Regions from separate parts of the Mus musculus genome. Here region 1 is linked to region 2. Evidence: chromatin loops called from intact Hi-C (ENCODE). Cell type or tissue: gastrocnemius. All regions are shown on one strand.

What was found. Peaks named below come from ENCODE experiments on the same cell type or tissue, not always from the same donor. Only the 100,000 strongest peaks of a DNase experiment are listed, where the experiment ranks them.
Region 1: a loop joins it to region 2, with 14 times the contacts of the local background. A loop is called at or near these places in 15 of 42 quality-filtered maps.

Annotation. Positions count from the first base shown.
Region 1 is chrX:102,913,104-102,921,103 of GRCm38, reverse strand. No RefSeq gene overlaps it. Among named protein-coding and RNA genes, the nearest start is that of 1700011M02Rik, 8.2 kb to the right of the region's middle. In gastrocnemius, no CTCF peak of the experiment used is centred here; no DNase peak of the experiment used is centred here.
Region 2 is chrX:102,696,755-102,704,754 of GRCm38, reverse strand. No RefSeq gene overlaps it. Among named protein-coding and RNA genes, the nearest start is that of Gm9112, 6.9 kb to the left of the region's middle. In gastrocnemius, no CTCF peak of the experiment used is centred here; a DNase peak (open chromatin) is centred at 3,922.

The DNA of each region.
Region 1 (8,000 bases), 220 kb before region 2:
TGTTCTAGAAGAGTTCTTAGACTCGTGTTGCTGCACCTACTTGAAATATGTAGTCAGGGCATGGGTGTGGGGCTCAGGATAGCATGGAATATAGATGAGAGAGCACTCAGCAACTTCCAATACCTAGGGGACAGTTACAAGAATGCAGTAGCCCTTACAGCCACACACAATTACGCAAGCAGTGGGGTAGCCCTCTTGTTCTTTTTGATTTTCTGGGGATTTTTTTTAGAGGGGTGTTTCAGTGGAGAACATTCTAGACATGGAAAACAGAAGACAAAGGGAGCTCCCATGGCTTCTGTACACATCGTTCCAGCACTAGAACCTTCATGAGGGGGGGATTTTGAGCTGGAGGCAGTAACATGAGCCCAACACATCCATTTGGCATGATTCCCATTACTAAGGAAGCCAAAATTCCCAATCAAAGCCTTAACGTCTGACATCCAGTTTTGTGCCTCTGGATTTTCTCAGCACCTGTAACCATGCCCTGCTGTTATTTTACTGAATTCTTCCAAGTGGCAGAAACAGACAGGGTGATACATTGTGACATCAATGACCAGAGCTGATTGATGACACCTTGCTGTATGGAACTATCTCTGGTCAGGGTAGTGGTGTAAGTTACTACTTCCCTCTAAGCCCTAATGTGGTTTCTGGGACATAATGGCTCCTATTGATCCACCTCTGTAACCTTCCACCCACAGTCATCTCGCTCAGCACTACAGCTGTCCCTCAGTCCCTGATTGTATCAACCACTCAGAATAAAGTATCAGAAAGCAGTACTATGGTAACCTTAATGTCTTGGTCACTTACTGTCACCTAATCCAAAACATTCAAACCATTTAAACAGAAGGCAGACAGTCTCGTGGGCAGGGATGACAAATATTATTCAACCACAGTGAGAAAACAAACCGTATACAAAGATGCTAGACAGTCCTGTGTGCCGGGACAACAAATATCCCAAAACCACACCCCTGAAATGAGCTTAGCAGTTGAGAAACTTGGAAAGGAAGGGCCTGGGAGCAGCAGACAGAACTTGATCATCACCTGTGACTCCATGTTTGTGGCTCTGTTGTTATCTGAGTTCCTCATTTGCCTCCCTTGGGGAGGAGGACAGAGGGATAAGTGATCCTTGAGCAATTGGAGAATTTGTGGCCCTTGCTAGAGTTCTCCTGGTGAGATGGAAAGCTGGGTTTGGTGCTTTGAGAGATGCAGGGACTGGCTGGGTGCCTGCATGATGCACCCCAGCTCAGATATCATCTATCTACTGCCTAAAGGAGTCCACTGAAACTCTAGGTAAAGATTGAGCTTCCTTAGCCAATATGGCTTATGTAAATGTACTTTGGTGTCGATCAAAGGGCATATTGGGTCTGGGGAATATAGCTTTGTTGCCACAGGGCTCTCCTTGCATGCATGGGGCCAGAGGATTTATCCATGCCACCCCATAAACTAGGTGTGGTCACACATATCTAAAACTTTATAAATAAAACTTAGAAGGTGGAAGCAGGAAGTTCAGAAGCTCAAGGACGTGATAGTGTTGAATATGCCAGCACATGACTAAGACCTTGGCTAGTAACAAAGATGAAGGCAGGAAAGGGAGAAATAAGAGGAGAGAGGGAGAGAGACCCGGGGATAGACAGTACAGTGTTTCAACCGCCTTCCTAACTATTCCCCATAGGGGTCAGGACCTCAGTCCAATGCTAGGTTGTGTGTATCTGTCTCAGTCAGCTGCTGGTAGACCCTCTCAGAGGAAAGCCATGCTAGGCTTCTGTCTGTAAGCACACCATAGCATCTATAATAATTTCAGGGATTGGTGCCTACCCATGGGATGGATCCCAAATTGGGCAGGTCACTGTTTGGCTATTCCTTTGGTCGCTGTTCCATTTACGTCCCTGAATTTTTTTAAGACAGGAGTGGTCTTGGGTCAAATATTTTGAAAGTGTGTTGGTGTCACCGTCCCTCCACTGGGGGTACTGTCTAACTACTGGGGGTGGTCTCTTCAGGTTCCACAGTCCCACTATTGGCATTTCGGCTAATGTCATCCTCACTGAGTCCTGGGAGTCTCCCCATTCCAGGTCTCTGGGACTTTTCTAAGGTTCCCCCAACCTCCCACACTTCTCCCCATGGCTGCATTTTCCATTCATTCTCCTGGCTCTCTGGGCCTCATCCTATCTCTTCCCACATCCTGCTTTCTCTTTGCCTTCTCCTTCCCATCTCTCACCTAGGTTCCTTCCTCTCTCTGCCTCCCATGCTTATCTTGATCCCCCTTCTAAGTGGGATTCAAGCATCTTCAATTGGGCCTTCCTTCTTGTTTAATTTTTCAGGGCCCGTGGGTTGTATCATGGATATTCTGCACTTTTGGGCAAACATTCACTTACCAGTGTGTGCATAACATTCATGTCCTTTTGGGATTTAGTTACCTCACTCAGGATATTATTTTCTGTTTCTATCCATTTGCCTGACAGATTCATGATGTTCATGTTTTTAATAGCTGAATAGTATTCCATTGTGTAGAAGAACCACATTTTCTGTATCCATGCTTCAGTTGAGGGACAGACATCTGGAATGCTTCTACTTTCTATCCATTGTGAATAATGCTGCTGTGAACATACTGGAACATGTGTCCTTGTATAGTGGAGCATCTTTTGCGTTGCAGGAGAGATATAGCTTGATGTTCAGGAAGAACTACTTCCAATTTTCTGAGGAACCACCAGTTTGATTTCCAGAGTGATTGTACCAGCTTGCAATCCCTCCAGCAATGAAGGAATGTTCCTCTTTCTGCACATCCTCACCAGCATATGCTGTCACTTGGGGCTTGGATCTTTTCCATTCTGATTGGCGTAAGGTGGAATCTCAGCATCATTTGGATTTGCATTTCCCTGATGACTAAGGAACTGAAGGGGATGGCAACTAAATAGGAAGACCACCAGTATCAGATAATTGTGATCTCTTGGAGACCCCAGAGATTAAGACTGCAGCCAAAGAGCAAACACGGGCTGGTCTGAGGCCCCTGGTACACATGTAGCACAACACTGCTTTGTCTGGCCTCAGTGGGAGAGGATGCGCCTAATTCTGTAGATACTTTTAGGCACAGTGAGGGAGGTTGCCATGGTGGGGCACCCAGTCAGAGGCACAGGTGAGGAGGGACTTTTGAAAAACTCTGTGAGGGGTGACCAACAGTTTGAAGTAATTAAATGAAACAATTGATTAGTAAAATAATAATAAAAGAGAAAGTGCTATGTTTTAAGCATAGCCAGTCCTTGCCAGGATAATCCTCAGGCCTAGTGTTGATACTTCTGGCCTTCCCTGATTGGGAGCTTTCTGTAGAGAGAGTGGGCTCAGCTTCCTGATCAGCCTGCCTCTGTGACTTTAACCTATCCTACCACCACAGTCAGTCAAGTCCTATATTCATTCTACACAGCACTGACACTTAAAGACCTGGCTCACTAGCCCTTTGTGGGAACCAATCATTCACACTGAATGGAAACTGACCCCACATGTTTTTGATTTGCTCATCATGGGGAAGGAAGGGAGATCCAGCCACCTATCCTCTAATTCTAGGACCCCCACCCCCTTTCAGTTGCATGGGGAGAGTCTCCAGGGAGACTCAGTTTTCCTCCTTCATATAGGAAGGTCTTGTCTCAACCACAGCAGTGTGCAGACTCATTCAGATCCTTCCAGAAGAGTGATGTTCATAGGGCATATGAAAGGAGTTGGTGTCACGGGTACACAAACCAATTCATCTCATTGTGTTTTGAAGGCTGAGGTTCTGTTCCCTCTGAAACTTTCATCCCCATGTCCCTGGCCCAGTTTTCCACAGCCCCTTCTGCAGATAAGTAAATGCTGGCCAGGAACTTGATACATTCTCCTCACTTGGTTGAGCCATGGGAATTCCTCCCCAACTTGCATATCTGTTTCTTGTCCTTCCCTCCTTTCTCCTCCAAGCCCATTCTAATCAAGAGTTTGTTCCCAGCACAGTACACCAAGGCCCACAATGAAGTGATTTATTCAGAGTGGTGCTTATAAATCGTCTAGCTTAAGACTTAGGGAAAGGGCAATTTTGCATGGTTGACATTGCATTTAGTGAAACACATCACATTCACTTGTCACTTGTATATTTTCAGTTTGCAGGTCCATCCTTATGTTGGCAAATGCAGTGAACATACAGGGAGGCTCTTCCTGGTCTCTGAGATGGCCCATAAACTTTCCATATTTAACACCCCAGGTCCACCAAGGATAGATCTGTAACCAAACTCCAGGTTTCTCCTCCATGAACTGGTGGAAGCCAAGGGGTACCACGGGGAAACACACAGGCAGAAACTGTCTCAGAGAGACCTCGTGAAGCCTTTCCCTGAAAGCATTCTTCTCTTTGACATGCTCAACATGCCAGTAGACATTTTGTGTCTTAAGTGGTATCTCTTTGTGGTTCACAGAACTGAGTTTCATGCAGACAGTGACATGTATGAGTAAGCCCACCACAACCACTTACTCTCAAGTTTTTTCTCTCCCACATTTGGTAATCCCTAAGTTCTTTCTAGATTGCTTCCTTTCTAATTTAACAGAAGCATCCACACATCCACATTTTTATGTATCTATATATTCTTGTGGTCCCCAATTTGAAAAAATTGCAAGATTTTTTCTATCCTTATGTTGGGAAATTCAGTGAACATATAGAGAGGCTCTTCTTTGTCTAGGAGTCGGCCCATAAGCTCTCCATATTTAACACCCTATGTCCACCAAGGATAGATCTGTAACCAAACTACAGGTTTCTCCTCCAGGAACTGGTGGAAGCCAAGGGTTACCACGCGGAAACCCACAGGCAGAAACTGTCTCAGAGAGACTCCTGAAGCCTTTCCCTGAAAGCATTCTTCTCTTTGACATGCTCAACATGCTAGTAGATGTTTTGTTTCTTAAGTGCTATCTCCTTGTGGTCTGTATAACTGAGTTTCATGCAGACAGTGTCATGCATGAGTAAGCCCACCACAACCACTTACTCTCAAGTTGTTTCCCTCCCACATTTGATAATCCCTAAGTTCTTTCTAGACTGCCTCCTTTCTACTTTAATAGAAGCACACCCATGATTTTATGTAACTATATATTCTTGTGGTCCCCAAGTTGAAAAAAGCATGCAAGATTTTTCCTGTCATACTGAATTCACATGAAATTGTACACCCCAATTGCAGAAGACTGGTGTTAGCCCACACCTGTCTGTGGAGAAATTCATGGCAAAGTAAATGACTAGCCTTAATGTCAGACCTGAAACTCTGAAAGTGCTTGAGTCAGATATCACCAGAGATAAGGAGTTCCTATAAAGATTTGGCCTTCTTTACCAATGATACCAACAGCAAAGAGCATCCAATCCACTGAAGAGACAGCATACAGAAAGGGAGAAAATCTTCACTAACCACTTTTGGCAGAAGATCCACATCTAGTTTTGAGTCTAGAAAAGGGCCCCAATTCCTGGGCAACTCTCCATGGTGCTAGTCGGGAGAGTGCCTTGGCCTTGCATGTAGCAGAGCTGGTGAAAAGTTGCTAGAACATGATGCTTGTTCCTGAGGTCATGGCAATGGAGACCCATGACATAGGTGTACAAAGCAGCTGCTTTCTTTGTTGTAGCTCTTGTGGAGAGTGTCACCGTATGTGACTCAGGCAGGTCTTGAACTCATCATTTTCTGCCTCAGCCTCATTATCACTGAGTATACAAGCAAGAAGCAAGACAGCCAACTGCATGATTTTGATCTTCAGTAGGAGAAGAGAGAATTTGGATTTGTGCCACAGGGAAACATTTTTAAAGTAGAGGAATCTTTGCTGAACATTGTCCCCAAGATCATCTATACAAGTGTATGGGGACAGCCAACTGACTTTAGAGTGTGTGTGTGTGTGTGTGTGTGTGTGTGTGTGTGTGTCTGTGTGTCTGTGTGTCTGTGTGTCTGTGTTTGCTCCAAGTAGTATGCAAGGGCCTAGGCCCATGTAGATTGTTCCCATTATTACCTCTGCTCCACACCTACTTCCTCTCAACTGTGGATGGCTAGCACATGTAACAGGCTGACTCACATAAGCCTGGCATGTCAGCACATGCCTGCCATCTCATTACAGGAGACCAAGGCTGGAGCATTTGAAGTTTGAGGTTAGAATGATGTACAGCATGTGTTGCATGTCAGTGTTTTATCTACTTCTCTAACGTTATGAGGAGACAGCATGAGCAATGGAACTTACCAAAGAAAGAAGTGCTTTGCTGGGGGTTTGCTTACCATTTCAGAAGTTGTCATGAAAATCATGGCAGGGAGCAGGCAGCAGGCAGACAGACATCGTGCTTAGCAGGCAGCAGGCAGGCATGGTGCTGGAGCAGTAGCTGTGAGCTAACACATTGAGACCATAAGCAGGGTTCAGAGAAAGCCTGAGCCACTCACTTATGGTGGTGAGGGCTTTTGAAACCTCAAAGCCCACTCCCAGTGACTCACATACTCCAACAAGGCCATACCTGCTGAATATAGTGAGAAATTATGTAAAAGAAAAAAAACCCCAGAAACATTCCCAACTCACATGAAAACAACCAACCAAAGCTCTGGATCAACTGCCAACAATCCTAGATCACTATTATAAAAACTCCAGTCAACTGTCCTCACATCCTTATAAGTGTCTGACTTCCACCAAATCCCATGAGACAAAACATCTCAGAATTGCCCCGAGAATGGGTTGTGCTGGACAGGACCCTGTGTGAGCCTCAAGATGTATGGGGAATAGGCAGGGAGAGATTCACCATTGGCCTTGACTGTTATTTAGTAGTTTCCTCTCCAGGTCCTTCCCTCTAGGAGACTAAGGTTTTCACTGAAGTCACAAGGGATGAGGGGCAGATAATCATGTGGTCTCAGCTGAGGTGAAAAGTTTTGGCCATCCCTCAGGCAACTACTTAGCCAGCACAGAATCTTCTAAGTGTTAGGTCTCTTTCCTGTACAGTGCCAATGTTGTCAGGAATTTATGTCGGCATCAATGGGTGATAAATATCAAAAACTTCTGGAAGGCACAGAATTCAATAGCAGAACAAACCCACAGATACCCATGTTCACGAATGGACTAAGGACCTGAATAGACATTTTTGAAAGGAGATATACATAAAGCCAACCGATATAGACAAAAGTTCTCAAGCATAATCATCGGGAAAAGGTGAATGAAATTCAAAGGGAGACATCAACTCACCTTTGTTTTCATTAACAAATCATCAGAGACGGGAATTAGTGCCAACACGGAGCAAATTACCCCTTGTACAACACTCTTAAGGAGGGAATTGGCACAACAACTATTGAAAACACCATGAAAGTTTCCCAAAACTTTAAATTTAGAACTGCCATACATTCTAGCTGCACCTGTACTGATGGTGTGTCCAAGAGAAATAAAATCAATCACTCCAAGAAATGTCTACATTCCCAGGCCGGGTGAAGCAATACCTGTGATACTTGTTTGAGCAGACATAATCTAAATGTCTGTTACTGGACAAATAGATCACCAATATAGCTGGATCTAAGTGTGGGAAGGCAAAGACTCCATTTCCAGGGACTTGTGAAGCTGATTCAGAGGGATGACAAGTAGAGGACTTGCGTGTGCTAGAGAAGAAGTTTAAATACAGCATGGTGAAACTCAGCAGATGCGGTTAAATTTCTTTCACCTTTTAAGATGGGCTGGGGATGGGCCAAGGGGGAGACTGTTTACTTACCAAGTGAAAAGCCTGATGTTCAGTCCACAGCAACTTTAAAAAATACCCATTCTCACACACAGAGACATATGTGCACAAAGACATGGACCATCGTCTAGTCACAAACAGACAGAAAACTTGTCATGCCTTTTAGTTGGCTGTTGTTCAATAACATGGATGAAGTAATACTAAGCTACACTGAGATTTACAAAAATGGACAAATGTGTTATCTACTATCTCCTAGGTAGAGAAAAGTGCCAGTGGTTGCCATTGTTTGAGAGGTACAGATGGAAAATGGGAAGGGGACCATATACAG
Region 2 (8,000 bases):
TCTTAGTTTATAAATCTATGGATGTTCATGTGAGTGAGCATGTGTGGGTGTGTGTGTCTGTGTGTGTGTGTGTGTGTGTCTGTGTGTGTGTTTCTGTGTGTGTGTCTGTGTGTGTGTGTTTGTGTGTGTCTGTGTGTGTGTGTCTGTGTGTGTGTCTCTGTATGTGTGTGTGTGTGTGAGAGAGAGAGAGAGAGAGAACACTGGTGTCTATTGAAATATTTAGTGAAATGTAGTTTGATGCAGCAGCAACACTAGGAAGAGGAAGAACAAAGGCAGCTGGATTGACCCATGAGGAGCCTCCATAGGTGCTCCTCTTCTCATCCCATACCCAATCTGACTAGCACTCTCCAGGCTGACTCCTATCATGGCCACAGAACAATCTGCACACTGACCACAAGACACTCACTTGTATCATTCAACAGTACCCAGATATTTTTATCTCCCAAATATCCCACCTCTTACCACAATCACCCATCAAATCCTTCTAGGCCAGTGCTTCTCAACCTGTGGGTGGAGACCCCCATGGGGGTTGTATACCATGAATATCAGACACTTTCGCTATGGCTCATAACAGTAAAACCTTAAAGTTCTGAAGTGGCGATGAAATAATATCATGGTTGGGCATGTCCCTGCATTCAGAAGGTTGAGAACCACTGTACTAGGCTCTGAAGGACCTGTCTCTTCCCTCCCACTCTGTACAGAGCTACAAGTCATGGCTTCAAAGGAGAAGATACTTTTGTCTGCCATGCTGTGCTCACAAGTGATTCTCTGTACACTCACCAATAAGACTGCTCTTCTCCTAGCCTGAGACCCTGGACATGGTCCAGTGAAAGTGTTGGCTCTTCCCAGGGCTGAGAACATATGGAGATGTGTCCCTCGGTTCTCATTGCTGTATGGATGCATTTACACTAATATTCTCAAAGAAAGCTCAAAATAAAAATTGTGTGCAATTAAGGTTTACAAGTATATGAAATATTGTGAAATGACTATGATCAAGCTAAATAGCTCTTTGGTTCTCCCCCAGAGTAACCATTATTCCTTTGTGATGAAATCACTCAGACTTCCATCTTGATCGTTTCAAAGGAACAGTAAAGTCTTAAACAACAACAACAATTATATATATGTGTGTGTGTGTGTGTGTGTGTAACATAAGTATTTGATACAGATTTAACTTACAATTGTGTATCATGGAAGAACCCCAAGAAATAGATAAGGTTTATGTGTTTTAAAAGTTATAAGCAACTAAGGCAGCCTATTTATCATGTACTTCATAGATCACATACAGCACATATACAACCTATATCTGTGAATACTATTAACCACGACCACCAAAGTGTACATTATATTCATATGATAAAAAATATGTTTTGCCTGTATATGGTCCCCTTCCCATTTTCCATCTGTACCTCTCAGACACTGGCAACCACTGGCACTTTTCTCTACTTAGGAGATAGTAGGTAACACATTTGTCCATTTTTGTAAATCTCAGTGTAGCTTAGTATTACTTCATCCATGTTATTGAACAACAGCCAACTAAAAGGCATGACACGTTTTCTGTCTGTTTGTGACTAGACGATGGTCCATGTCTTTGTGCACATATGTCTCTGTGTGTGAGAATGGGTATTTTTTAAAGTTGCTGTGGACTGAACATCAGGCTTTTCACTTGGTAAGTAAACAGTCTCCCCCTTGGCCCATCCCCAGCCCATCTTAAAAGGTGAAAGAAATTTAACCGCATCTGCTGAGTTTCACCATGCTGTATTTAAACTTCTTCTCTAGCACACGCAAGTCTTCTACTTGTCATCCCTCTGAATCAGCTTCACAAGTCCCTGGAAATGGAGTCTTTGCCTTCCCACACTTAATTCCAGCTATATTGGTGATCTATTTGTCCACTAACAGACATTTAGATTATGTCTGCTCAAACAAGTATCACAGGTATTGCTTCACCCGGCCTGGGAATGCAGACATTTCTTGGAGTGATTGATTTTATTTCTCTTGGACACACCATCAGTACAGGTGCAGCTAGAAGGTATAGCAGTTCTAAATTTAATGATTTGGGAAACTTTCATGGTGTTTTCAATAGTTGTTGTGCCAATTCCCTCCTTAAGAGTGTTGTACAAGGGGTAATTTGCTCCTTGTTGGCACTAATTCCCGTCTCTGTTGATTTGTTAATGTAAACAAAGGTGAGTTGATGTCTCGCTTTGACTTTCATTCACCTTTTCCCGATGATTATGCTTGAGAACTTTTGTCTATATCGGTTGGCTTTATGTATATCTCCTTTCAACAATGTCTATTCAGGTCCTTAGTCCATTTGTGAACATGGGTATCTGTGGGTTTGTTCTGCTATTGAATTCTGTGCCTTCCAGATGTTTTTGATATTTATCACCCATTGATGCCGACATAAATTCCTGACAACATTGGCACTCTACAGGACAGAGACCTATCACTTTGAAGATTCTGTGCTGGCTAAGTAGTTGCCTGAGGGATGGCCAAAACTTTTCACCTCAGCTGAGACCACATGATTATCTGCCCCTCGTCCTTTGGGGCTGCAGTGAAAACCTTAGTCTCCTAGAGGGAAGGACCTGGAGAGGAAACTACTAAATAACAGTCAAGGCCAAAGGTGAATCTCTCCCTGCCTATTCCCCATACATCTTGAGGCTAAAACAGGGTCCTGTCCAGCACAACCCATTCTCGGGGCAATTCTGAGATGTTTTGTCTCATGGGATTTGGTGGAAGTCAGACACTTATAAGGATGTGAGGACAGTTGACTGGAGTTTTTATAATAGTGATCTAGGATTGTTGGCAGTTGATCCAGAGCTTTGGTTGGTTGTTTTCATGTGAGTTGGGAATGTTTCTGGGTTTTTTTTTTCTTTTACATAATTTCTCACTATATTCAGCAGGTATGGCCTTGTTGGAGTATGAGAGTCACTAGGAGTGGGCTTTGTGGTTTCAATAGCTCTCACCACCATAAGTGAGTGGCTCAGGCTTTCTCTGAACCCTGCTTATGGTCTCAATGTGTTAGCTCACAGCTACTGCTCCAGCACCATGCCTGCCTGCTGCCTGCTAAGCACGATGTCTGTCTGCCTGCTGCCTGCTCCCTGCCATGATTTTCATGACAACTTCTGAAATGGTAAGCAAACCCCCAGCAAAGCACTTCTTTCTTTGGTAAGTTCCATTGCTCATGGTGTCTCCTCATAACGTTAGAGAAGTAGATAAAACACTTGCTGTACATCATTCTAACCTCGAACTTCCAATGCTCCAGCCTTGGTCTCCTGTAATGAGATGGCAGGAATGTGCTCACATGCCAGGCTTATGTGAGTCAGCCTGTTACATGTGTTAGCCATCCACAGTTGAGAGGAAGTAGGTGTGGAGCAGAGGTAATAATGGGAACAATCTACATGGGCCAAGGCCCTTGCATACTACTTGGAGCACTCTCTCTCTCTCTCTCTCTCTCTCTCTCTCTCTCTCTCTCTCTCACACACACACACACACACACACACACACACACACACACACACACACACACAAACACTCTAAAATCAGTTGGCTGTCCCCATACACTTGTATAGATGATCTTGGGACAATGTTCAGCAAAGATTTCTCTACTTTAAAACTGTTTCCCTGTGGTGCAACTCCAAATTCTTTCTTCTCCTACTGAAGATCAAAATCATGCAGTTGGCTGTCTTGCTTCATGCTTGTATACTCAGTGATAATGAGGCTGAGGCAGAAAATTATGAGTTCAAGACCTGCCTGAGTTACATACGGTGACACTCTCCACAAGAGCTACAACAAAGAAAGCAGCTGCTTTGTACACCTATGTCATGGGTCTCCGTTGCCATGACCTCAGGAACAAGCATCATGTTCTAGCAACTTTTCACCAGCTCTGCTACATGCAAGGCCAAGGCACTCTCCCGGTCAGCACCATGGAGAGTTGCCCAGGAATTGGGGCCCTTTTCTAGACTCAAAACTAGATGTGGATCTTCTGCCAAAAGTGGTTAGTGAAGATTTTCTCCCATTCTGTATGCTGTCTCTTCAGTGGATTGGATGCTCTTTGCTGTTGGTATCATTGGTAAAGAAGGCCAAATCTTTATAGGAACTCCTTGTCTCTGGTGATATCTGACTCAAGCACTTTCAGAGTTTCAGGTCTGACATTAAGGCTAGTCAATACTTTGCCATGAATTTCTCCACAGACAGGTGTGGGCTAACATCAGTCTTCTGCAATTGGGGTGTACAATTTCATGTGAATTCAGTATGACAGGAAAAATCTTGCATGCTTTTTTCAACGTGAGGACCACGAGAATATATAGATACATAAAATCATGGGCGTGCTTCTATTAAAGTAGAAAGGAGGCAGTCTAGAAAGAACTTAGGGATTATCAAATGTGGGAGGGAAACAACTTGAGAGTAAGTGGTTGTGGTGGGCTTACTCATGCATGACACTGTCTGCATGAAACTCAGTTATGCAGACCACAAGGAGATACCACTTAAGAAACAAAATATCTACTAGCATGTTGAGCATGTCAAAGAGAAGAATGCTTTCAGGGAAAGGCTTCAGGGGTCTCTCTGAGACAGTTTCTGCCTGTGTGTTTCCCCGTGGTAACCCTTGGCTTCCACTAGTTCGTGGAGGAGAAACCTGGAGTTTGATTACAGATCTATCCTTGGTGGACATGGGGTGTTAAATATGGAGAGCTTATGGGCCGACTCCTAGACCAAGAAGAGCCTCTCTATATGGTCACTGAATTTCCCAACAAAAGGGTGGAAAAAATCTTGCATGTTTTTCAAATTGGGGACCACAAGAATATATAGATACATAAAATTGTGGAAGGGTCGATGCTTCTGTTAAATTAGAAAGGAAGCAATCTAGAAAGAACTTAGGGATTACCAAATGTGGGAGAGAAAAAAATTGAGAGTAAGTGGTTGTGGTGGGCTTACACATGCATGACACTGTCTGCATGAAACTCAGTTCTGTGAACCACAAAGAGATACCACTTAAGACACAAAATGTCTACTGGCATGTTGAGCATGTCAAAGAGAAGAATGCTTTCAGGGAAAGGCTTCACGAGGTCTCTCTGAGACAGTTTCTGCCTGTGTGTTTCCCCGTGGTAACCCTTGGCTTCCACCAGTTCATGGAGGAGAAACCTGGAGTTTGGTTACAGATCTATCCTTGGTGGACCTGGGGTGTTAAACAAGGAAAGTTTATGGGCCATCTCAGAGACCAGGAAGAGCCTCCCTGTATGTTCACTGCATTTGCCAACATAAGGATGGACCTGCAAACTAGAAATATACAAGTGACAAGTGAATGTGATGTGTTTCAGTAAATGCAATGTCAACCATGCAAAATTGCCTTTTCCCTAAGTCTTAAGCTAGACGATTTATAAGCACCACTCTGAATAAGTCACTTCATTGTGGGCCTTGGTGTACTGTGCTCGGAAGAAACTCTTGATTAGAATGGGCTTGGAGGAGAAAGGAGGGAAGGACAAGAAACAGATATGCAAGTTGGGGAGGAATTCCCATGGCTCAACCAAGTGAGGAGAATGTATCAAGTTCCTGGCCAGCATTTACTTATCTGCAGAAGGGGCTGTGGAAAACTGGGCCAGAGGCATGGGGATGAAAGTTTCATAGGGAACAGAACCTCAGCCTTCAAAACACAATGAGATGAATTGGTTTGTGTACCCGTGACACCAACTCCTTTCATATGCCCTATGAACATCACTCTTCTGGAAGGATCTGAATGAGTCTGCACACTGCTGTGGTTGAGACAAGACCTTCCTATATGAAGGAGGAAAACTGAGTCTCCCTGGAGACTCTCCCCATGCAACTGAAAGGGGGTGGGGGTCCTAGAATTAGAGGATAGGTGGCTGGATCTCCCTTCCTTCACCATGATGAGCAAATCAAAAACATGTGGGGTCAGTTTCCATTCAGTGTGAATGATTGGTTCCCACAAAAGGCTAGTGAGCCAGGTCTTTAAGTGTCAGTGCTGTGTAGAATGAATATAGGACTTGACTGACTGTGGTGGTAGGATAGGTTAAAGTCACACAGGCAGGCTGATCAGGAAGCTGAGCCCACTCTCTCTACAGAAAGCTCCCAATCAGGGAAGGCCAGAAGTATCAACACTAGGCCTGAGGATTAACCTGGCAAGGACTGGCTATGCTTAAAACATAGCACTTTCTCTTTTATTATTATTTTATTAATCAATTGTTTCATTTAATTACTTCCCAACTGTTGGTCACACCTCACAGAGTTTTTCAACAGTTCCCTTTCATCTGTGCCTCTGACTAGATGCTTTATCACAGCAACCTCCCTCACTGTGCCTACAAGTATCTACAGAATTAGGCGCATCCTCTCCCACTGAGGCCAGACAAAGCAGTGTTGTGCTACATGTGTACCAGGGGCCTCAGACCAGCCCAGTGTTTGCTCTTTGGCTGCAGTCTTAATCTCTGGGGTCTCCAAGGGGTCACAATTATCTGACACTGGTGGTCTTCCTATGGAGTTGCCATCCCCTTCAGTTCCTTAGTCATCAGGGAAATGCAAATCCAAATGATGCTGAGATTCCACCTTACGCCAATCAGAATGGAAAAGATCCAAGCCCCAAGTGACAGCATATGCTGGTGAGGATGTGCAGAAAGAGGAACACTTCTCCATTGCTGGTGGGATTGAAAGCTGGTACAACCACTCTGGAAATCAAACTGGTGGCTCGTCAGAAAATTGGAAGTAGTTCTTCCTGAACGTCCATCTATATCGCTCCTGCAACGCAAAAGATGCTCCACTATACAAGGACACATGTTCCAGTATGTTCACAGCAGCATTATTCACAATGGATAGAAAGTAGAAGCATTCCAGATGTCTGTCCCTCAACTGAAGCATGGATACAGAAAATGTGGTTCTTCTACACAATGGAATACTATTCAGCTATTAAAAACATGAACATCATGAATCTGTCAGGTAAATGGATAGAAACAGAAAATAATATCCTGAGTGAGGTAACTAAATCCCAAAAGGACATGAATGTTATGCACACACTGGTAAGTGAATGTTTGCCCAAAAGTGCAGAATATCCATGATACAACCCACGGGCCCTGAGAAATTAAACAAGAAGGAAGGCCCAATTGAAGATGCTTGAATCCCACTTAGAAGGGGGATCAAGATAAGCATGGGAGGCAGAGAGAGGAAGGAACCTAGGTGAGAGATGGGAAGGAGAAGGCAAAGAGAAAGCAGGATGTGGGAAGAGATAGGATGAGGCCCAGAGAGCCAGGAGAATGAATGGAAAATGCAGCCATGGGGAGAAGTGTGGGAGGTTGGGGGAACCTTAGGAAAGTCACAGAGACCTGGAATGGGGAGACTCCCAGGACTCAGTGAGGATGACATTAGCCGAAATGCCAATAGTGGGACTGTGGAACCTGAAGAGACCACCCCCAGTAGTTAGACAGTACCCCCAGTGGAGGGACGGTGACACCAACACACCTTCAAAATATTTGAACCAAAATTACTCTTGTCTTTAAAAATTCAGGGACATAAATGGAACAGCGACCAAAGGAATAGCCAAACAGTGACCTGCCCAATTTGGGATCCATCCCATGGGTAGGTACCAATCCCTGAAATTATTATAGATGTTATGGTGTGCTTACAGACAGAAGCCTAGCATGGCTTTCCTCTGAGAGGGTCTACCAGCAGCTGACTGAGACAGATACACACAACCTAGCATTGGACTGAGGTCCTGACCCCTATGGGGAATAGTTAGGAAGGCGGTTGAAACACTGTACTGTCTATCCCCGGGTCTCTCTCCCTCTCTCCTCTTATTTCTCCCTTTCCTGCCTTCATCTTTGTTACTAGCCAAGGTCTTAGTCATGTGCTGGCATATTCAACACTATCACGTCCTTGAGCTTCTGAACTTCCTGCTTCCACCTTCTAAGTTTTATTTATAAAATTTTAGATATGTGTGACCACACCTAGTTTATGGGGTGGCATGGATAAATCCTCTGGCCACATACATGCAAGGAGAGCCC